3 separate regions of the Mus musculus genome follow, and regions 1 and 2 are each linked to region 3. Evidence: chromatin loops called from intact Hi-C (ENCODE). Cell type or tissue: left cerebral cortex. All regions are shown on one strand.

The links. A loop is a pair of places that touch in the nucleus more often than their neighbours do. Peaks named below come from ENCODE experiments on the same cell type or tissue, not always from the same donor. Only the 100,000 strongest peaks of a DNase experiment are listed, where the experiment ranks them.
Region 1: it touches region 3 in a loop (4-fold over the local background); 19 of 42 quality-filtered maps call a loop at or near these places.
Region 2: a loop joins it to region 3, with 5 times the contacts of the local background. A loop is called at or near these places in 17 of 42 quality-filtered maps.

What each region holds. Positions count from the first base shown.
Region 1 is chr11:22,986,302-22,994,301 of GRCm38, reverse strand. Cct4 (chaperonin containing Tcp1, subunit 4 (delta)) reads right to left here and starts at 3,709. Exons shown (of 14, transcript NM_009837.1): 1 at 3,422-3,709; 2 at 983-1,035; 3 at 1-4. The coding sequence starts at 3,548. In left cerebral cortex, a CTCF peak has its summit at 6,804 (motif pointing left); DNase peaks (open chromatin) are centred at 3,729 and 6,806; H3K4me3 peaks cover 2,073 bases; H3K27ac peaks cover 1,225 bases.
Region 2 is chr11:22,627,453-22,635,452 of GRCm38, reverse strand. No RefSeq gene overlaps it. Among named protein-coding and RNA genes, the nearest start is that of Gm12052, 20 kb to the right of the region's middle. In left cerebral cortex, a CTCF peak has its summit at 3,734 (motif pointing left); DNase peaks (open chromatin) are centred at 2,912, 3,718, 5,630, 6,258 and 1 more place; H3K4me3 peaks cover 395 bases; H3K27ac peaks cover 997 bases.
Region 3 is chr11:23,252,515-23,260,514 of GRCm38, reverse strand. Xpo1 (exportin 1) reads right to left here and starts at 4,474. Exons shown (of 26, transcript NM_001035226.1): 1 at 4,355-4,474; 2 at 3,798-3,871. In left cerebral cortex, a CTCF peak has its summit at 4,937; DNase peaks (open chromatin) are centred at 3,465, 4,097, 4,680, 4,884 and 1 more place; H3K4me3 peaks cover 3,040 bases; H3K27ac peaks cover 2,183 bases.

The DNA of each region.
Region 1 (8,000 bases), 270 kb after region 3:
GAATCTGGAAAGTTTTGTTTTTTAAAACTTTAATGCAATATTCTACTAGTTCTATTCCATTTACTATTACATACAAGTTAGTTTATATATGTATATTGCTTAACTCAAAATACCTTTCCTTAGTAAAACAATGTAAGAACATTCAGATCAACGGGCTCTGCCCGGGCTGCTCTCTTACATGTGTGTATGTGTATATATTTGAGGACAGCGCTCAGAGATGGTGTGTGTGTGTGTGTCAGATCCTCTGCATCTAGTAATGGCGGCACAGCCTGGGCTCTCTGTAAGAGCAGTATGTGCCCCTCTCTCTAGCCCCCGCCCAGGGTATGTAAAGGAGTCTAGAGGGAAATCATTCAGTAAAGTTCAAGCATGGAGGCCTTAGTTCAGATGCCCCACATCCCTTGGCTAGCCATATTGGTTTGTCACATTTTTGGTTGCTAACTAGCTCTTAATTTGAGGACATATCAATCCAAAAATTATTAGATTATATCTGTTTTATGCTGCCAGTCAATTAAGAAAAAATGTTTGAAAAGTTGAACTGGGCACAGCGGCTCACACTTGTAATCCTAGCATCCCAGAGGCTGAGGCAGAAAGATTAAGCTCATGTTTCAAAAGAAATGAACAGCCAAGCAAACATGGTAGCGCAAGTCTGTGATCCCAGCCCATCAAGCAGAAGCAGGGGATCAAGAGACAGTCTCAGTTAATTTTTTTACTGACTCAAAAAAAAAAAAAAAAAAAAATCAACCCAAAGGGTATTAAAATATAGTTAAATACTAACTAATCTCTCCTTTTGATGAATGTTAAGATTTTTGGAGGGACTCAAGGGGGAAGAGGGGTAGCAGGGCCTTGTTCCACCTAGGCAAGATTTACCAGTTTTAGCACAGAACTATTTGCCAACCCCCAAATAGCACCACCTTTCATTAGACCTTAGAATGTAAACAGAAGTTCTCAATAAGTAATGAACGATTTAACTTTTTTATTTTACCATTTTGTCCATTCCTTTAGGTCCAAGGCTTGTTCTAATAGCATCAGCAACCGCTGTTAAAATAGAAAAACAGAAAGTCACATATTAAATCAAGACTTAAAAAAAAAGCAAAGTGTTTTGTTTTAAACTTGTCCTTATTAGGATATGGTATATAGTAGCTTATTGTGCCTCCTACAACTTCATGCCTAATAATAACCCTAATAGACACTAGAATACTTCACGTGCTATGTCTATGTAGAACAAATTTTCAATACTCCTGTGAGAATCAAAATGGCACAATGTAGTCTTAAGTTCTTAGTTTTATTTCCTCTATTCCATAACAGTACAAGCATCAGTGAAACAGCTGAACACCCTAATGTAGTACACAATTCATCCATTAGCCTTTTCTCTCCCCAACAAAACCATAATCCGCTGAGAAAACATATGTGGGACCCATAGGCTAAAATTTCTTCTGTATCCCTTAACTACTATATGCTTTTGGCCATATTTGGCAAAGAATAAATAATTTAACAGAAAATACCTTGTATAACAATATTTTACGTATGTCCTAACTTTGGTCTAATGTTATCATCAAAGTTTCAGATGATTTCTGTGGACCCGTTTCAAGATATTCACTACTAAAAAATTATGGTATTTTAGACTCTCCATCTCTAGAACACAAGCTAATGACTGTAAAATGATTTACACAAAACCACCAGTATTTTCTGTCTGTGAAATCTCCCTCACCATTAGCAAGTAATATTGTCTTTATTTGAGAGGGATGGATAATTGCAAAATGAACTCAACTCAAATTGTATCTGGAAGAAACCTTTCTCACTTTCTAGAATTCTGTTTTGACTTGGAAAAACTAGTTTGCCCTTTGCTCCTTTAGTAACTAGATAGCTTTACAGGCAATTTGGGTAACCAATCCTGCCTACGTGCATGGCTCCTTCTGTCCTTTTTAATTTTTGTGCACCCTTCCTTTGAAAAGTAACTGTTCTGGACAGTTTATGTGAACTTGACCCAAGCCAAAGTGATCTCAGAGGCGGTAACTCCTCAAATTAAGAAAAAGTCAGTTAAAACGGAGTTGTAGGCAAGTCTATAGGGAATGTTCTTGACTAGAGATTGAGGGGGAAGGGCTCAATCCTTTGTGGGTGGGTCCATCCCCGGGCTAGTGGTCCTGGGTTCATAAGAAAGCAGGTTGAGGGGCTGAAGGGATGGCTCAGCAGATGGATAAAAGATGGCTGCTCTTCCAGAGGCCCTGAGATCAACTCCCAGCACCCACAACCACATATAAACACAGTTCTATGGGATCCAATGCCTTCTGGTGTACAAATATACATACAGACAAAACACCCATATACATAAATTAATAACTAAATCCACATAACCTGTGTTTTCACAATAATAGAAACCCTAGCTAAGATGGTTGCCTGAAGTAAACTCATTTCTTAATAGAGTGTACACTCTCTTGGTCACTCATCTGACTCTAGAATTCATCTTTCAACATCCCAATGACTCCACTACCACAAACGTAATTAATGAACTCAATAAACTTCCAGGTGTCAGGTATTCACTCCAAACTTCCAAAAGACTCTCACATGGAGCACCTGGTCAGCTTGGCGTCTCCAACTCCTTAAGGCCCATCCTGCGCACACACCTCACAGCACCAACACATTCCAGTCACCTGGACTGGTGACTGCAGTACTTGTCAGGTTTACTTCATACACTTTCACATTTAATCCTCCCAGCAACCCTGCAAATCAACTGTCACCTCACCCAACTTACAGCTGCACTGCGAAGTCAAGAGTTTCTTGGATCCTAGGACCTTCAGAAGATAAAACAACACCCCGTCCACTTCCCAAATCATGCATCTTTGTCTCCAACCCAAATAAACCCTGGCAGTATCTCTTAAGGCTTTGTTGCTTTAGACGTCAGACGCGTCAAATAGCACATACTGAGAATAAAACTCGGCCTGTCTGGTTTTCACCACGTGCTTTTACAACCCTATGTCGCCCACCTGCCAGTTTAAGGGAATTTATAGTGACTATCCGATTAGTACTACGGAGCCAAAGAACGTTCATAAGTTAAATGAACTTTTTTTGAAAATGTTGAAAAAGTAAAATGAATTTTATTTGAAAGCTCAAAATACTGTGTCGTCTACCACTAGGTTTGATAAACAGCCAAGCTTTAGTTCTTAAGAGTCAGATCTCAAGGATCATTGCTTTCAGTATTTTAAACGGCTGTCTGCGCCAATGTGACCAACACCGCCCATGCCTGCAGGAGACGAACTAAGGAGCTCGGCGTCCCACAATGGGGCGTGTCCGAGGCCTCCACGCTCCGAGTGCTTAGCAGAAAGCTGCAAACGAGACCACCTTGAAGGAACACAACCCACCCAGGGCCAAGGTCACAGCGAGGCTGGGCCGTTCCGCCGGAGGCGGGCCGGCGACCGGGTGATACCTTTGGCCGCGGAAATATTGCTGAAGCGGATCTGGGCTGGCTTGTCGCGGTCCTGGTAGGCGCTTTTCCCGCGGCTGCCGGGCCCGGCGGTGGGCGCCCCGCTTCGGGAAGCTACGTTCTCCGGCATGGCGACCTTGGTGGCGTCTGCGCGGGTTCAGGAGGACGGATGGACACGGATTCCGGCTTGCTGTGGAGTAACGGTCTCCCTGACCGCCTCCTCCACGAACCTTCCAGAAAGCGACGCCGGGAGAGAAGGCGGAAGCCGAGCAAGGGGCCTGCTGGAGAGCCGGCGCGGGTGTGACGTCAGGGGCTGTCTGCCGCACGCCGGCTGCGCAGCTTGCGCGCGGAGATGTGGCTACGGACTGTCCACCCCTCCCTGTGCCTGAGATGGAGCGGGAGGTTTTATAGGCGTGGCTGTGGCCGTTCTAGATGGACCCGAGCCTTTAGCTTCTGCTAGTGCTGTTGAGGAAGCTGTGACAGCTCTGGCTTTGTTCCGGAGTGGGTGTGGTGCAACCGGCCTTTTACGGACATCCATGTCTAAATTCCAAATTCTATTCCTAGTTTATTCACTTTGTAAAGGTGTTGGAGGAGAGATGTGCCATGAATAGTTTCCTCCCTTTTGTATATATTTTGACTGCCTAGGGATTTAAATACACTAGTTAGACGGCACAGAATCGTAATAGTTGTGGGGCGGTGACTGCCTATCAAATCCAGTCTGCCTTCTAGTTAAGACCTCTTCCATAAACATAACCACTGACTCTTAGGGAACATAAACATTCTAATAACTGATTAATAGTTATCTGCTGAGCAAAGTGTGAAATCTTTACACTCTTTACCCCCCCCACCCCACCCCCACACTAATCCTCATAATCCCATGAAATAGGTGTCATCGTCTAGACTTAAAGGATGATGAAGCTAAAGCCCAAGGTCAACCAGTAAGGCAGTGGAAGCCAGTACAGAGCCAGGACTCTGTCCTTAGGTAAACTTCCAAGGTTTCTATAATCATGATCATTGACCACCAGAGTTTATATAGGTAATACTCATTCAGTGGTAGTTCACAGTTAATAATTGAGAGCCATAAGGTGCCAGATGCCTGCGGTAGGTTAACGAACAATTGTTTCATGGACTTAGTCCTGTAATTATGAGAAGCATTTACATTCATTCACTCTATTAAGACTAAGATGAACTTTTCAAGCCTCCCCTTGGGGGACACGTCTTTTTCAAAGACCAGTTTACCCCTCCCTCGAAGCACACAAATATTCTATGGTTGTTGAGACAGCTGACTTATATGAAGAGAACAGGTACTGGTACTGTGGTGATTTGAGATGTCTCCCCTAGTTTTAGACATTCAAATACTTGGTCCCCAGTGGGTAGCTCTGATTGGAGAAGCTTAGGAGGTGTAGCCTTGCTGGAGTAAGTATATCACTGGAGGCTGAGTTTGTTTCAAAAGCTACCAGCCAGTTTGTGCTCTGCTTCCTCTTCACAATATGAGATGTGAGCTCTCCCTTCTCCATGCCTACCTGTTGTGAAGCTTCCCTGCTGTGCTTCCCAGTGATCATGAAGTCCTAGAACCATAAAACCCCTCAAAACTCTTCCCTCTATAAATTGCCTTCCTTGTGGTTGTGGTGTGTTTTTTGTTTGTTTGTTTGTTTTTGTTATAAGGTTTCACTGTGTAGCTTTGACTGTCCTGAAACTAACTCTCTGTAGACCTCAAACTCCCAGTGATCCTCCTGCCTCTGCCTCCCAAAAAGTTTGGACTAAAGGCTGGTGAGACCACCACCCGGCATGGTCATGGAGTTTTATCACAGCAACAGAGAAATAACTAACGCAAGTACTCTGACTTCTCCTGCTCTTAAAAGCAGGAGACAAAACAGCGATCTGAAAGAGACCTTCACTGTGCCTGCAGGAAGACATGCTTCTCCCCGGGGAAAGGGATGAAAGAGGTGCAAGCCAATCTCTGCTGTCTGTCGTGCTGGGGAGCTGAATTCACTGCCCACCCAGGGCAGAACCTCATGCACTGACGTCGCAGGGAATTCTTTTTTTTTTTTCTGTAATAGTTGGATTTATCTATGGTTCCATGGCTGAACAGCTTGGGTGGACTGTCTGTATAGTTTGCTTTCTTGTCTTTGTTGACATTTCCTCCATGGCCCCTCTGTTGCTGACATTCCCTGAAGTGGTTACCCATTCAGACTTAGGCACAGAAGAGAAGAAATCAGGGGACAGAAAAATTAAGAGGCATGCTAAAAATAACTGGCTGGGGGCTTTCACGATTCAACACCTGCTTTTGTTTCTTGTAAGGTAAGCTGAACTGCTTTCGCGGCAAAACACGACCTTAAACCATCTATGGTCTTACCAAAGGGGGTGGGGTAGTTAGCTCAAGCCCCTTTGTCATAAGACACTTTAGTATCTCTCTCTCTCTCTCTCTCTCTCTCTCTCTCTCTTCAAGACAGGTTTCTCTGTATAGGCCTTGGCTGTCCTGGAACTCACTTTGTAGACCAGGCTGGCCTCAAACTCAGAAATCTGCCTGCCTCTGCCTCCCGAGTGCTGGGATTAAAGGCGTGTGCCACCACGCCTGGCTAGTATTTTTCTCATCAACATATGATTTCTGGCTCAAACTTTTTTTTTTTTTTTTTGGTTCATTTCCTCCTGAAGCCTTCTATGTCATGTAAGACTTAAATTTATATATTCTATTTATCTCTCTTTGTTGGAAAATTCTATCCAAAGCTGGGCAGTTAGTGGCGCATGCCTTTTATACCCCTGCTCCTCCCACACTCAAGGGTTAAAAACAATCAAACTGGGGGCTGGAAAGGAGAACACTTTAGAACACAGTTTAGAACACTTGTTGCTCTTACAAAGGACCCAAGTTTGGTTCCCAGCACCCACATAGATGGATCACAGCCATCTGTAACCCAGCTCCAAAGAATCCAACACCTTCTTCTGACATCCATAGGCACTGTCGATATACGGTACACATGTATACATGTAGGCAAAACACTAAAAAAAAAAAAAAAAAAAAAAAAAGAAATTGCTGGGTGTGTGCCACCACCACATGGCCCAGTTTACATTTTAATGTTTATAAAAACTATTACTTCCTGCCTGGAACCATTTGCTGGCTATTTGGCCGTGATTAGTGGGAAACCTGTGTGGAAGGAAGGAGAACTGCTTGTTAGATGTCGGTTTCCCTTGGGGCTGATCTTCTGGGTCTTTTCCTTGTTGCTGCATTAGAATATTCTCTTAGTGTTTGCCCAGGTTTGTTAGCTATAAAACCTGTGATTTGAAATTTAATAAAAGATAACTGTATTTTGAGCCTTTTGTTTGAAAAGCATTCTAAACTGCAACTGGAGCCAACCTGCAGTTGCAGCTATGGCAATAGCAACCCCTGGTGGCAGAAGAATGAATTTCTTTTATTGATCAACCTAGTGATTTGGAATTGAGGTAGGCCGGGCTGGCAAGGTTCTCTGTCCAGTGGTACAAGTGAATTTAAAGCAATTAAGAAAGAGCAGGTGCCAAAATTCTATCAGCAAAAATATGTCTCAGTGAGTACTCCCTCTAAAGCTAAGAAATGGGGCCTGGCTGGAGAGCACCTGGGTTCAATTTCCAGCACCTACATCCAGTGGCTGTAACAAAAATTTAAGAAATTAAAAACTACAAAATAGCTTTTTTATGTGTTGCATGACAACAAGAAATAATTTGGTCACGGCCTTCCAGGTAGGAAATTTACAAGTTATCTACTTAGTGGTGGCATTTTGTTCCACCTGCCACCTTCTCCCTTCCATCCATTCTTTGCAACCTCGTTTTTTTGTTTGTTTGTTTGCTTGTTTGTTTTGTTTAAGACAGGGGTTCTCTATATAGCTCTGGCTTTCTTGGAACTACTATGGAGAACAGGTTGGCCTTGTATCTGCCTCCTGGGTGCCCCACCACTCCTTGCCTCTTTGCACTCTGTAGGCACATTTAACACAAAAGTATAGTTTGTCTTTAACGTTGTTTTTCTTGGATCCACAAAACATTTTTGAAGATGCCTTTTAGAAAATCACTTCTTTGGAAAGGTATACCTCAAAATTTTTCTTTTAAATACAAGCAAACCATACATAGGTAAACACTAATTAAAATAGTCTAGACCAATGGTTTTCTTTAGGTTGGTACTTTCTTGAAAGGATCAGTTTAGTTGTCCCCCTTAATACAGGGGTAGGAATAGCCAAGGTTAAACAGAGGTCAAGCTGGGCAGTGGCGGCGCACGCCTTTAATTCTAGCACTTGGGAGGCAGAGGTAGGCGAATTTCTGAGTTTGAGGCCAGCCTGGTCTACAGAGTGAGTTCCAAGACAGCCAGGGCTATACAGAGAAACCCTGTCTCGGGAAAAGAAAGAAAGAAAGAAAAAACAAACAAACAAACAAACAAACAAAAAACAGAGGTCAAGAATATAACACATTCTGCCGTGCAGGGAACATTTATGAAGGTGAAAAACCCATTTGTGAGTTATTGGAGCCTAAATTTAACCCAATTTTACACACATTTTAAGACTTATGTATTTAAGTGGGTGTTTGCCTGGATGCATGTATGTGTATCACGTTTGTGCTTGGT
Region 2 (8,000 bases), 630 kb after region 3:
TGTTATAGATAGGGAGAGCCCCAGTGACCTGAATCTAACCATCTCATCAAGGGACTAAGAAAGAACTCCCAACTGTCCCCATGGCTCCAGCTCTGCATGTTGCTCAGTGCTTGGTGGGAACATCTTGGATTACTAACCATCTGCCTATTTTTCTGTCTATCTACTCAGACCTGGTGCCCTGTACCACTCCTGGAAGATCCTGAAGGTCATATGAAGGGCCTGCGGGTCAGTTCTCCAACTGTGTGTGTTAATATCTAACTGTGCAACAACTCTCCCTGCATCTGTGGCAGCTCTGATTCCAGTCAGGCTCCTTTGAACACGGCAACCTCTTTAACCCTTTGGTAGCCAATCTGAAACACTGAGAACTTTGTTACTAAGTGAGGTAAAAATCTGTGATCAGAATGCCAATACTACTAGTTAAGAATGGAATAAAAGCTAGCCATGGTGGTACACAACATGTAGTCCCAGCACTCAGGAGGTAGGGGCAGGTGGATCTCTGTGAGTCCAAGGCCAGCCTGGTCTACAGAGTGAGTTTCAAGCTAGCCCAGGCTACATAGTGAAACCCTGTCTGGAACAAAACCCAAAACCAAACAAAACACAAAGGAAGTGTTGGAAGATGAGAACCTGTCTGGCTCTTGTCATTTACATAAATAAATCTTATTTATTATTTACATAGTAAATCTTGTCTGACATAAATGTCAGAGGTCAGAGGTCAAGGGAAATCAGGAATATTTGGCAAACTGATGATGACAAGGCTTTGGAAATCATTGTCAGTCGATGAGCTCTGACATGGTGGACAGACACAGTCATGCCACTACTAGCTCTGTGAGATCCCAGCCTGAGCACCCCATCCTTCCGTGGTTCCTGGACCAGTGTTTCTCATGCAAGGCATCTCTGCCTCCTCAGCTGTCGCTGTTCACTCTTTTACAATATTTTTTACTTTGATTATATCCCCCATTATCCTCTCTTATCCCCTCCCCTTCACACACCCTCTTTCCACCCCACTTTGGAACCCCTCTTCTACTTGTATATTATATGTATATTTCTGCCCCTACCCCGCCCCCGTCCCCAGAGTCCATTGTGATTCATTAGTTGTTTTAGGTCTCTATGAGCACAACTGGGGAGTTATTTACTTGAGCAAGGGCTGACTGGTGACACTGTAGGATTAATCCCAGCACCAGGGTGACTGGTGGCACTGTAGGATTAATCCCAGCACCAGGGTGATACTGCTGAGGGTCGTGACCCTCTTTCTTTCAGTGACCCCATTAAGTCCCATTAGCTCCGTAGGAAGGGGTGGGGCTTTATCAGTGTCATGGCCATCCAAGCTGGGATGCCAGCATGATGATCTGGTGAAGGAGACAGCCACAGCTGCTCTGACTTCATGGGTATAGCAGGTGCGTCCTGCCCAGAGCACGCCTTTTCACAGTGCACCTCTGGATCTTAGGCCACGTGCGCCCCTGCAGCCCCTCTTTACTACTTTGTAGGCATTTTCTCACCTTTATCATACCCCTCACTCCAGCTCACCCCATCACTAAATAGGAGAGAAGAAGGATAGAGGACACAGAGAGAGAGATTCCAGAATTTAATTTTTTTCCTTTTGTTTCTTCTTTGAGCACGACTATTAACAAACTAAACAACTGACAAGCCCTAGCATTTATCTACCCTCTAAAAAGTCCCCAGAATTCCAAATGTCACACAATCACAAAAAGTATCTGCAGCTGGCAAAACCATGCCTCTGCTAGAGCATGGGGCACATCGCAGTCAGATGCTGCCCCATATCACTAGGGATTAAAACAAAAAAAGAATATTATATTCTATTATATTTTTAATATTATATTTTTAAAAAGAATATTATATTCTTATAATATTTCTGGGATTGTAAAAGAAACCAAAATTGCAGAATTCTCAGTACCTACTCCCTCTTCTGCAATGTCCCTGCAGCCTTAGGAGAGGGGGTTAGTTGAGTCTGTGGTAACCATTGCCCACTGCAGACAAACATCAGAGACACTTCTTTGGTGACAACTAAAAGGCTACTATTAGCATCTAGGGATTAGAAGCCAGAGATGTGGCTTCTTAAAGCATCCAGAAGCACCCGGCACTGCCTAACGACTGGGTAGTACTTGGTCTGAAGTGCCCACAGAGAAGCTGAGCTGGACCTGCTCACAGCATCCTCCTGGCCATTTGCTTCCTGTAAGAGTGTTTGTTAGTCTTGAGTCCTGGGGGCGGGGTGTGGGGTGCACATCCTCACTGAGGAGGACACACAGAACAGTCTGTGCTGCATCCATAAATTCTTGGAAATACCACAAGAATGCTGCAGCACGAACAGCGCTCACTGGCATTGTTTTGCAACAGGCTTGGTGCTGAGCACTTTACATATTTTTATCTTGTCATTTTCATAAGTCAGACTTTGAGCTATTAATTACCCATATTTTATAGACTGGGGAATGGAAGCATGACAGATCTCCTGAAGTCACGGAGCTCTTAAATGGAGGCTGGGCTTCTAGCATGCCCAAACACTGAGACACATTCAAGCAAAATAAGAAAGGTAAGTTCTCAGGAAGAGCTAGCTCCAAGCCTACTCTAGACCCGCCTGTGCTCTTATCTGGGGACATGGGCATTTGAGCCCCTCTCCCCATGGCACCATGGCAGCCGAGTGTCTGAGAGCCAGCAAAGAATGTCTTGACATTTTTCAAGGTGGAAAAGAGTAGAGAGAAGAGAGAAGGGTGTTCATGTCAGTACAAAGACAGCTGGGGTAGAGACAGGCAGCAGAATGAGGACTTTATATTATTTATTATGGCAAAGAATGGCAGGCTTGTGTCTAAGCCATAAATACCCTCCTTTGATCTGTGCACATCAGAGCTAAGTGAGTCACTCTTGGGCCTCAGGAATTGATGACTGTCCTAATCATCACCCTGAATGACCTTCTAGTCAAGCACTGCTCATGCTCCCTGCAGTGACTGTGTCTGGGTTAGACTGGGCCTTGGAAGAGGGGAGGTGAGCCTGAAGTGGGGGAGCACCCACAATTCCTGTGGGTGTGACTTATTTTCCTTTCCCAATCTCTGTTTGGAGATGGTTACTGGTTTCCATTCCTGAGACCAGCAAATGGCTAGAACCAGACCACAGCCTTCAAACCCAGGAAGTCAGAGCTCTGCTGTGATCCAGGAAATGGAAGCCCCCCAATTGTTCGGTTTGAGCAGGGTTATCAGGTTAGCAAAATCTTTAATGTTCCTTTTGTCCTCTTGTTTTAGTAACCCTGCTTCACCCCTGGAAACTTGTTCCCCAATTACAAAATACCATCAGTGCCGCCCACAGCCTCAAAGGCATCACATGATTCTTTTCATAAGGCCAGTAGACAAAGGCCAGAGAACCTCTCTGTTGATGGTTTCTCAGAGTCAGACCGAAGGATAGGTAGGGGCTGCTGAGATGGTGCTATTAGGAACTCAGAGTGGATGTCAGGGGCTGTGGTGGGGTGGTGGGGAGGAGAGGGAGTGCATTCCTAAAGGTCCCTGCACTGCCTTTCAGCCTGGGAACAGCAGGACTCTGGGCTTTGGGCCAGAGAGAAGATGGAGCTAAGGGATCCAGACAGGTGTCGAGCAATGTATTCTGCTCGGTGTCTTTTCTTCCAGAGCTTCAGAAAAGACTTACTTTTACAGTATTAGGAGGAAGGAAGAGAGAAAAAGGAGGAGGGGAAGGAGGGTGGAGAATTTTCTGATACCAGCCGGCTTTCCAGAGAAAATACACTGAGCAATGGTGCCATCCTGTGGCTATATGCAGGAATTGCAAACCCCCCCCCCCCCCAATTTTAACTGAAAGTTCAAGAAAACAAGCAAGTAGTTCCTGCTTTTACACTAGGCGATTATAAGTTCATTCTTGGTATATTCATTCACATAACTATCTAAGGGAAATAACTAGTGTTTGGTACGTGAGTCAATACTAAATGTAAGATTCCTTCACACATTCAGTAAATATTTACTAGTCTTTATGATGTGAATGCATTTTTCTAAAACCCTTGGACCCAACTGTAAGTAAAAATATACATTCTTGCACTTGACATCTTAGCTGGAGGGGAAAATATTCTTACCAGAGTTTTTTGGGTCACAGCCTGGCAGTCCAGCAACCTAGGCGTGGTCATCTCCCTCCCCTCTCAATAGGCCAATCAGAGAGGTGAATAACATCCATCGAGAAGAGAAAGATGTATTCAGTGTGGTCGCACCAGCAAGAGGAACAAACAGCTCCCATAGCTCCCAAGCACACTGTGGGGTCCTGACATGAAGTTCAGGATTAATAAGAGGACACGCGGTACACACTGCTGAGCAGTCCTGGGCAATGAGTGGCCCTGCCTTTCACACCTCCAATCTGTCCTCCAGGTGGGCTTGTGCAGTTGTTAGAGCTGTGTGAAACAGCATTCTGGGACCCATGTTCCTCTCTGCCTCCATCCTTTCTTTCTCCTAGCATGAATATCTTGGGGGATTCTAATCTCATGGCGACCATTATTTCACTAGAGAGATATACAGGACCTTGTGTGTGTGTGTGTGTGTGTGTGTGTGTGTGTGTGTGTGTGTGTGTGTTCAGAATTGTCTAGAATAGCTTCACCTGTCAGGGGCTGGAGATGTAACTCAGCTTGCAGAGTGCTTGTGTGGCATGCAGAAGAAGCCGGGTTCAATCCTGAACACTGAAGAAACTATGAACTGGGTGTCGGTTGTGACGTGCCCATAATCCCAGCACGTTGGAGGTGGAGGCAAAAATCATCAGGGAAGTTAAAGGTCTTCTTCAACTAGAGAGTTTGAGGTGGGCTTCGTATGCATGGGACCGTGTCCCAAAATAAGCAAACAAATAAATAAAATAGAATATTTTTGTTCCTGCTAAGATAGTTACAATATAGACGATATAAACTGTAATGGGAACGACAACATGTTTAACATTAGGAAATGAGGCGGGGACATCAGCCTTTCAGACAGGGTAGATTTTCCTGAGAAGGTGGCATTTGTGCAGAGGCCTGAGAAAACAGAGAGAAGGCCAAGGGGACATTTGAGGGAGGGCTGCCCAGCTCTCCGCAGTAACTCCAAGGGTGAGTTATCAACTAATAGGAGTCAGCTGACCAGGTGGACTGGGGCTAGGCTGACAACCTTTCTGTCACTAGTCCCCAAAGCTCCCCCTCCCCCCTCCCCACCAATACTCCCCTAGCAGAGCATGTGGGAAGTCATTCTGGATTCTCAGGACCTTTGGCAGACCACAGTCTGACACTGACTCTGGACACCGGAAACCCAACGCACTTCACTGAGCGTTCTCTCTGCCCCAGTTGTTGGCTTCCTTCCTTCTGTGCTGGGTGATGATTCTACAAGCCTGCCTTAGCTTACATTGAAGGCCCCAGACCATCATCTGAATGTCTCCCTGAGCCAGCCAAGTTTTTAAAAAAATATCTTGAAGCAATTATTTCAAAATATAATCCTACGTAGAAAAATCTAGCTAGCGGCCAGTTCCTGTCCCTGGCAGATTATTTAGCGCTTCTCCTTGCTGTCAACAGACATACTTTCCAGGCTTGCTCCCCGGGCATCACCCACAGCACAGAACGGGGGCGGGCTGCAGGCAGACCCGCGCCATTTTCCCGAGGACTCTGCTTCTGCCGTCAGGAAGTGCGTTGTTTACAGCTGGAATTGTTCCGAGCCAGATCGCTATCTCCACTGTTCCACACAGGAATCCAGGAGTGTGAGCTAAGCATTTGCTGAGTGGCCTCTGGGTAGATGAGGGGACTGGTCTCAACAGGTTACTTGACTCAGGTCAGAAAAACTTGCAACAAGAAATCTGAGAGCTGCGGCTGCATCCATCACGCCCATTTCAGTCTTGAGCAGCTGAGCCTGGGCAGCTTTTTCCAGACAGCTTTGGAAAGCCAAACTCAAATGACCGCTGCCGAACTAATAGTAATAATAATGAAAAGAAAGGAAGGAAGGAAGGGAGGGAGGGAGGGAGGGAGGGAGGAAGGAAGGAAGGAAGGAAGGAAGGAAGGAAGGAAGGAAGGAAGGAAGGAAGGAAGGAAGGAAGCAAGCAAGGAAGGAAGCAAGGAAGAGAGAAAGAAAGGCAAATCCAGAAAATCCCATGTGGGCGTTGGGTCCCAGCTTCTCTGTGGAGCTAAATCTTTTCCAAGGCTGCAGCAGCTACTTTATTTGGGCATGTTCCTGACAGGAGAAGCTGGGATGTTTCATCCAAAAGGAAGTCAGTCGTCTGAAGGGAAGGACAACTTGTTCCTTGTAACCTTCAGTGTAGGACAACTTCAGCTGAAGGCAGCTGTGTGCTCCTGCTCTTGGCTTTTGCCGAAGAACTGACTCTTGCCCAGAGGGACTTGTTCTGACGGATGCTATCACATGCCTTGTGTCACTGCCTGAGTCTGGGGAGAGGCAATATGGAGCATTCTTCTAGCCAGGCCTGTGCCTGGGCCTGTGTGTGAGCAAAGAAGGCTGGCTAGCCATCCACCGCCTTGATGTGAATCCAGCCGATCAGCTGCCATACCACTCTTACCCACAGTCCAATCATTGGCAGCCAAGGAGTGGAATTATTGATGTGTCCTTTCCTTGCTGCCAACCTCCAGCAAGGGTCCCCATGGCCTCTGCCTTTGTAGGTTTTCACGTTCTGGAAGGTGAGCCTTGGGAGAATAGTATGGCCTAAGACAGGCAGAGTTGGATTAGTGAAGGATTCTTGGATGCAGCCGTGGGACTGTAAACAGCTGCAGCATTTCACAGATCCCAGTGTTTTGGATGAAACCCACCCCAGGCATTGCTACAAATCACTTAGGGTTGAGGAAAAACCCCTTTCATTCCTAAAAGCCCTGCTAAGGGATAGAAATAATACTGTCACCAAGCCTCCGAAGACTTTTTAAGGAACATACGTATACACACATACACACACTCGAATTAAAAAAAAGAAGAAAGAAGAAATTGTGTATGTGTGTGTGTGAGTGAGTGAGTGTGTGTGTGAGTGTGTTGTGTGTGTGTGAGTATGTGTGTGTGAGTGTGTATGTGTGTGTGTGAGTGTGTTGTGTGTGTGTCCCTACTGAGGTCAGAGGACAATATTTAAGAGATGCTTTTCTTTTTCATCAAATGAGTCTGGGAGAATCAAACTCAGGGTATCACAATTCATAGCAAGCGCCTATACCCCTGAGTCATCTCAGTGTCCCAGAGTTCTGCATTTTAGAAGCTGTGGCCTTCTCCACCCACAATTCTGATGCAGGGCTTGCTTGGTTATTCTTGATAGACATTGACCTCAGCTCCATCCAGAAGTCAGGGGTGCTGTACTGCCATCAATCTCCAGGCACTTGTCTTGGTTGACAATATATGAAGCCTGTTCCTTTGCTCTCAACACTACACCACATCATTATGGCTGAGGTGGTGACAAGCACTGTCCCCTAGTCAGCAAGCTCAGGCAGCCCAGGCCTTGGGCTCTCCTAAGGGTGGGGTCAGTCATTTAGCAACCCTTTTGCTGAGGACAAAAGAGGAGCTCACATTCTTGAAGTTTTACCGCAACCTCCAGGGTACCAGTGAGCCCCTACTTAACAGCCTAGAGGTTTGTTATTTTAAATGTCCTTGACTATGGTCTGATGGGCATCTTTCACCCAGTACCTCACCTTGTATTAGAAGCTATGGGAACTTGTCCCAGGCTCCGGTCCTTTCCCTGACTGGCTTCTGGGACAACCCAACCAAACTTTCATTTAGAGATTTCTAGACTGCCATGGGTGGGGTTCGGTTTTACAAGCCTCTGGCTTTGTGCACAGCAGTTTGGGAGAAGGAGCTGGTGACCACTGCAGACTGATGGAGAGAATCAGCCACCATCTTGTAACCAGAGGCCATCTGACTAGGTGGTAGAACAGAGTGAGCTGCTGAGTGGCCATCTTGGAGCAGCTTCTGTGTAGAGCCTTCAAGAAATATGAATTCCAGTGAAGCACAGCTTAGACCCATTTATATTCCCGGAAGAGACGGAGATCCTGGGGGTAAGCTGGCTAGCTAGGCTGG
Region 3 (8,000 bases):
ATTTTTGTGGTACCGAGGGACTGAACTTTGTAAATGCTAGGCACTGCACACTATCACTGAGCTGTATTTCTCCACCCCTTGGTTTTATTTTCAGATAAGACAGAGTTGCTAGCTGGTAATGAAGTCACTCTAGCCAGGCAACCCTTGAACTTGCCACCCTTCTGTCTCAGACTCAATATACAGCTTGGAGATTACAGGCTGGATCCTCTCCTAACTATAGAGCTGCATATGAATACTCTGCCTCAACCTTCCAGGCATTGCAACTACAGGTGTAGTGTGAGCCACTACATTTGGTTTGTAGTTCAAATTTAAACAATTTTGCATACCATTTAAAGAGGATACTTTAAGCATATCCATAATACCTTTTACAGCAGTTTACAAAACCTCCAGAATTTGGAAAATGAATAGCGTGCTTGATCACGCAGTTTCTGAATAATTAGGTTGGTATGAAAAAAGTTGTGTTTTTAAGAATTTACACGGGGCTGGTGAGATGGCTCAGTGGGTAAGAGCACCCGACTGCTCTTCTGAAGGTCCAGAGTTCAAATCCCAGCAACCACATGGTGGCTCACAACCATCCCTAACAAGATCTGACTCCCTCTTCTGGTGTGTCTGAAGACAGCTACAGTGTATTTACATATAATAATAAATAAATCTTTAAAAAAAAAAAAAAAGAATTTACACTTTACTGGGTTTGTGTGTGGCTCTGTGTGCCAGAGTGCAGGTGCCTGTATAGGCCTGAGCAAGGTGGAATCCCACTGAGCTGGAGTCGCAGAGATTATGAGCCACCCAGAATGGAGACTAGGTCCTCACCAAGAGCAGCAGGAATTCTTAACTGCTGAGCCATTCTGTACCATCCTTTTCTTAAAATAACAGTTTGAAACCTGTACAAAGTGGGCCTTGGTGGTCTAGTCCTATATCCCACCACCTAGGAGGTGAAGGCAGAAGTGTGAATTCCAGGATACCTTGGACTGCAGAGATCCTGAATAAAAAACACCTCAGCCTTTCAGTGAAACCTGGCTCAAAACACAGCTAGGACAAGTAGTTTCTCCGCTGTATTTCTGTAGTAGTGCTGCTGATACTTCAATACAAAGGTTTTATTAATCATGCCCAAGATAAAACTTAGTTATAATAAATCAAAGATTAGGTTTGGCTCAGTCAGTGAAGTGCTCTACTATGCATGAACTCCTTGGTTTCAAACCAGAAGTGTGCATCTGGAACCCCAGCGCTCTTGACACTCAAATCAGAAAACCAAGACCAAGCCTCATCTACATACAGAGTTTAAGACCAGCCTGAGCTATGAAGCCCTATCTGAAGTAACTAACAATCAGGCCAAGGCTGGGGGGTTTTTGTTGTTTTTTGGTTTTTCAAGACAGGGTTTCTCTGTATAGACCTGGCTGTTCTGGAACTCAGGTTAAAGGCATGCACCACCACCGCCCGGCATACTACTGTTAAAAGACAAAGGCAACAGAGTAAGACCTATCTGTGCTCCCCACTCAAACTCCTCACGAGTCCAAAAATTCTTTCATAGGTAGATATGCTCACATTTACACTCATGTAAAGATAAAGAAACTGGGCTGGAGCCCGGCAGTGGTGGCCCAGGCCTTTAATTCCAGCACTTGGAAGGCAGAGGCAGGTGCATTTCTGAGTCTACAGATTTGAGTTCCAGGCCAGCCAGGGCTATACAGAGAAACCCTGTCTCGGAAAAAGAAGAAAGAAAAGAAAAGAAAAGAAAAGAAAAAGAAAAAGAAAAAGAAAAAGAAAAAGAAAAAGAAAAAGAAAAGAAACAAACAAACTGGGCTGGAGAGATAGCTCAGTGGCTGTGCTTCCAAAGGACCCTGGTTCAATTCCCAGCACCCACATTGATCTGTAACTCTGGTTTCTGGTTTTCTGACACCTCCACAAAGACATACATGCAGGCAAAACACCAACAAAACATAAACTAAAAGTAAAAATAAATTATATATTAAAAATTAAAGAAAGCACCTGGGAGGTGAAAGGACAATTAACACCAAGGCCAGTGTTAAGAGATAAGACATATGCAATCCCAGAAGAGATGGAAGCACAGACTGGAATACACAGTGAGACTCTGTCTGTCTTAAGAAGGGAAAAACAGAACACTAATATACAAGAAAAATAAATCCCACTAACAAATAACTATTCTTTCCAATAACTTCAAGTGTCATAACTTTTACAGATTAAAACAGATTTTTCGAGTTTATGGTTAAAAATTGCAACCAACTTGTCTCAGACACTATCTCAATTTATAGTTCTTTAAAAAAAAAAGTAATGATTAAATGTTTAGTCAAATGACCCTACACTTAAGTCCTAAGTTTCATTTTCAAGTTGGTCTTCTCTAAGAATTCAGATACTAGACTCATGTGGGGGAAGGGGTGCAATCTAAGAATACTTAAATACAGTTGTTGGCCTTTCTCGGAACTAGCGGTTATCTTCCAACTTCAACTATAGGTAATCCAGAAATGGCGGCTCTGTGGTCAATGCCAAGCACATTTAGCAGCCCCAACCAAACAGCTTCCAAATAGTCATTCCACCGTCAGCCGTGACACCCACATTCAAGATACAGAATCATGCAGTAAGTAGTGCAGCTATGGAGGGATTGTTCACTTTCTGATTGGTTCACCTGTCTCGTTGGTGTCCCCCAATCCCAAATTCCACTCACTGGATTGTGAACTGTAGGAACCCATCAAACAATGCTGTGACTCTACAAGTGATTGTCCATATACCTTCAATGGCACTGCAAGCAGCAAAACACTACCCACCAGTAGCCATCTAAAAAGGTAAGTTCACAATGAGTCAAAAAACAAGATGCTACAAAAGACTGCTACTCCGTGTGTGGGCAATCGCCTGCTTCATTCAGTAAGAAACACACGCCTCACTAGGAAGGGACCGCCCTCCCCTGGCTTCCCACCCGAACGACTCTCAGCACTTCTAACTATAGCTCACAGGAGCACGCACTCACCCCGCCCATACTCGGAGGAGGCATTTAGACCCGGCGCCTAAGTTCACCGCCCTATTCTCTATGCAGCATGTCCTCTGAGTGATCCGAGGTCCCGCCTCGGCGAGTATTCAGTGCATCCTCTACCACCACTTCCTCTCCTACACCGCAAACTCAAGAAACCAGAAGGAGGAGCAGGGAGGGCATCATTCACTGTCCACGGCCAGCAGTACACGGTTTCACCAAGACATATATGCCCCGGGCGAAAACAACCTACAACACGGAACCCCAACTGCAGGCCCCCGAAAAAAAGAAATTAACTCCTCTTTCCTACTTCTTGTTATACACACACTCACAAAACCAACAACAACAAAAATCACCCACAAGGCTTTCGAGTTTCTTCACATAAGAAGGGACTCGGTAGCCCCTCCCTCCCCCATCCCAAGCTCTCCACCGAGGGGGCCACGTGATGCAGGCGGACGTTTCAATGCTGCTGCACTAAATATTTCTGGAAACTTCCACTCCTAATAATTTACAGAGACGTTCCCGAAATCACCCCCGACTCTCCCCAGCCCTTTGGACTGGGGAAGCCCTTCCACCCACGCGCAGGGGCTCAGCCTCACTACCACGCTCCTCGCCTTCCTCCACCGCCACCCGCACACGAAGATGACCCAGCAAGCGCTCCCCTCCCGCGGCCGCCTCCCCACCTCCATCACCGAGCGACAGAAGCGCTTCCATTCAATCTCAGGCTCCGCCGAGGGCCCCGCGCCCGCCGCCCGCCTCGCCTCATGCCCGCCGCGCCGCCGCCGCCCGACCCTCGGCCCCGAGCACACGACCGACTTACCCAGAAATTCAACCAACTGCTTCTTCCTTCCTTGTCCGGGCTTGGGGCGAGGGAAGGTGGGGAGGAGGGAGAGGGGAGGAAATCAAGGTGGGTTTCACAGTTTTCCCACCTTAAACAAAAAAGAAATTAAAAAGCAGAGAAGGGCAAAAAAAAAAAAAAAAGCTCAGTATTTACTATTCTAGGGACAACTCCACCCAACACACACTCACGCACACACACGCGCGCACGCACACACACGCGCCCCACCAAAAAGGGGAATTAATCCGAGAAATAAATGCTCCCGCCCGGCTGGGGAGGGAAGGAAGGGGGAGGGGAGCGGGCCAGTCCGTGAGACAGAGCCCAGGACCCTCCAGCCACAGGCGGCGGCGGGAGCAGCAGCGCGAGTCCGTACGGCCGGGGCCGCTCTGCCGCCAGTTGCAGTCCGGCTCCCCCTACCACACAGGGCTCCCTCGCTCACGCCGCTCCGGCGCCGGGCCCCCCCACCCGAGCTAGCCTAAACTTTCCCCCCTTCGCGTGCTCCTCAGCGACTGGTGCCTCCCCCCTCCCCCTCGGGATGGTTGCACGACTGCTGCAGCAAAGGCTGGAACAGGCACGGCCGCCGGGGCTGTAGCTACTGTTGCTCTTGCTGATGCTGAAGCTCCCGCTGCTCCTGCCGCGGCCGCTGCAGCCGCTTCTCCCCCTCCTCCTAGTGCCTCAAACTCGGAACCGGTTGAAACCGGTTCAGACTGGGAGATTCCATCTCGGTTGAGTTTTCAGCCCATGGCGCCGCGGAGCGTTTGGAACCTGGGCCTCCGCCCCCAGGCCGCGCGCCCATTGGTCGGCCCCGGCCACAGCCGCGCCATCAGCCTACCTCTTATTGGTCGGAGCGCCCGTCAATCCCACCTCAAGGCTCCACACGAGCCTGCCGCTTAGGCCCCCGCCTCTTTCCAGCAGTGATTTGCCCGCAGAGTGGGGGAGGGGAGGCGGGGCGGGACGCAAAGGAGTGAGGGGGGGGTGGAGGAAGAGAAGGTGGGACGTCGAACAGAGCCCAGCAAAGAGGAGAGCGGAGAAGCCTCACAGAGGATTGGCTTGAGTGAGCTGTCAGTCAAGTGCAGCCCGCCTTCTACATCCCTTTCCCCTCGAGTGGCTCCCCCTCTCGGTCCCTCGCTTGTAAGCCCGGCCTTTCCGGCTCGCCCATTGGCTGGGCGCCTTTGGTGACGGAGAGGGTGGGGTTCGCCCGTGAGCAGAAGGCAGCGCGGGTTTGAGCGCCGCGCGCGTTGCTCGTCTTTCTGCTTTCCCCCCCTCCCCGTTCCCTGGCGGCCCGCCCCCTCGAGCTCCCGCCAACCTCAGGGGCCTCGTCCTGGGGCCCCAGCATCCGCCCTTAGGATGGGGTCTGTGCTCGGAAAAGGGAGGGCACACCCTGTTTCTACATGGAAATAGACGGCCGCGAAGGACCGAAAAGAACACATAGGTGCCGGATGGTAGGCCCTGGGCCTTGGATCCGTTGTAGAGGCCTGGGTTTGGGCACCGCATGGGAACGTGAATAGCACGGGCCGAGGTTGGCATAAACGGGCGTGCAGTTTGGGCGCCTGGAAACGGTTGTCTAGTTAGTTATTGGACGAGCCTCCTTAAAAATTTAACTCTCTACCGGGCAGAGGTGGCGCATGCCCTTAATCCCAGCACTTGGAAGGCAGAGACAGGGATTTCTGAGTTCGAGGCCAGCCTGGTCTACAGAGTGAGCTCGAGGACAGCCAGGGCTACACAGAGAAACCCTGTCTCGAAAAAAAACAACAACAAAAAATTAACTCTCCCCAGACTGCTTCAACAAGAAGTTATTTCTAAAAATTAGTCCTAACACATTGAAAATCCTGTTGCTAACTTAACAATGCGTATAGACAGATTTTGTGCCAACTTCTTTTAACTTGGTGCGTGCCCTTATTATGCCACGCCCCTAGGTTAACCCATGGCTCCCAAGTGCCAGGTCAGTTTTGCTGATTAGGGTTGCTTAAAACAACCAGCAGTTGGGTGGTGGTGACAGAGGCAGAGGCAGGCAGATCTCTTGAATTCAAACAAGCCTGGACTACAGAGCAAGCTCCAGGACAGCCAGAACTACAAAGAGAACCCTATCTGGGGGAAAAACAGCCAGCAGTCCACCAAAATCGACTGGTCTGTTGTGCCACAACATTTATTAAGTCAACACAGTTGACCTGGCATATTGCACAGGCCTGAACTCCCAGCACTTGGGAAGAAGTGACAGGAAGAATAGGAATGCAAGGCCATCCTCAGCTACAGAATAAATTCAGTGTCAGCTGGAGGCAGAAGATGCTATCCCTATACACAAAAACAAATATTCGGAACACAGATCTGACACTGCTTATACATTTTCATTACCTTCAACAGTTAAAAACAATCCTACCCCCAAGGATAGAGATATGGAAATGTAAATAAACTAAGTCGAATACCTGAATTCAATGGGTATGGAAGACCTTATGTGCAATGTTCTATTTAATTCTTTATAATCTCGTGAGGAATTTATTTTGTTTGTTTGTTTGGGTCAGGGGCTGCTTGGCACAGCTCCAGTGAGGAAATGAGAGCACCTTGTTGAGTTAATCCATCGGTTCCTTTTTCTTTTTTTGAGACAGTGACTTGGTGTATAGCCCTTGTTGGCTTAGAACTGGCAGAGACCATCCTGCCTCCGCCTCCCTAGTGCCACTGTATCCTGTGACTAAATAAATTGCAGGCTGACCTTAAATTCAAATTTTCCTCTGTTTGTCTCTAGTGCTGACTGGAATTACAGGTATATGGATGCCTTTCTGAAAAATAGCCTTTGTGGCTTGGCACAGTGGGACACACCCTTAGTAGAAAGACTGGGGAGGCAGAGGCAGGCAGATCTCTGTGAGTCAAAGGCCAGCCTGGTCTACATAGAGAGTTCCAAGCCAAACAGACCCTGTCTTAAAAACAAACAAACAAATCGTATTTTTCCAAGTGTGGTGGTTCATGCCTTTAGCTATGGCTTGCTGTGGTGGTTTGAATAGGTATGGCTCCAACATATTCATAGAATGCTTGTCCCATAGGAACAATTAGAAGGAATGGCCTTGTTGAAATGGGTATGCCCTTGTTGGAGGAACTGTGTCACTGTGGAAGCAGGCTTTGAGGTCTCCTAAGCTCAAGCTATGCCCAGTGTGGCACACAGTCTTTCTGATGCTTGCAGATCTCTCAGCTCCTCCCGAACCATGTATGCCAGCAAGCACTCTGCCATGCTTCTTGTCATGCTGATACTGGACTAAACTTTTGAAACTATAAGCCATCCCCAATTAAATGCTTGCTTTTATAAGAGTTGCCATGGTCGTGGTGTCTCTTCACAGCAATAAAATCCAAACTAAGACACTTGCCCAGAGCTTTCTGTTGTTTTTGAGACAAGGTCTCTCTATGTAGATCTGTATGTCATAGAACTGGCTGTGTAGACCAGGCTGGCCTTGTACTTACAGAGATGTGCCTGCCTTTGCCTCCTGAATGCTGGGATTTAAGGTACATGCAACCATAACTCTTGCTGGCCTAGAATTTGCTGCACATACCTAGCTGGTCCACTGTCTTCCCTCTCTCTTGAGAGCTGATCGCAGGTGGAAGCAACCACTCTTCATCTCTTCAGTATTTCTAGATACAGGATAGTCCTACCCCAGTGAGACAGTATTTGAACAACCCTGAGACTCTGTCTCAAAACAAATCAAAGAACGTTTCCTTTAAAATAAATCAAAAGAACATTTCCAGCCAGGCACTGGTGGTGTGCATCTGTGATCCCAACTGTGAATGAAAACTCCTGAAAAGAAACTTTATGTGCAAAGACTGATAAAAAATTCCAGTACTGGCCAGGTGTGGTGGTGCATGCCTTTAATCCCAGCACTCGGGAGGCAGAGGCAGGTGGATTTCTGAGTTCGAGGCCTGCCTGGTCTACAGAGAGAGTTCCAGGACAGCTAGGGCTACACAGAGAAAACCTCTGCCTCCACCACGCCCGGCTAGAAGAGCCTGTCTTAAAAAAAAAAAGAATGAAAGAACAAGAGAAAAAAAGAGAGGGGGAGGGAGGGAGGGAGGAAGGAAGGAAGAAAAAGAAAGAAAAGAAGAGGCAGTCCCTCCAAGTCACAAGTCACCATGAAGTTTGCCTGGGTCTCACAGTTTTTTGGCCTGAGCCAAAAAAAGCACAACTCTTTTTAACTTTCTTTCCTTTTT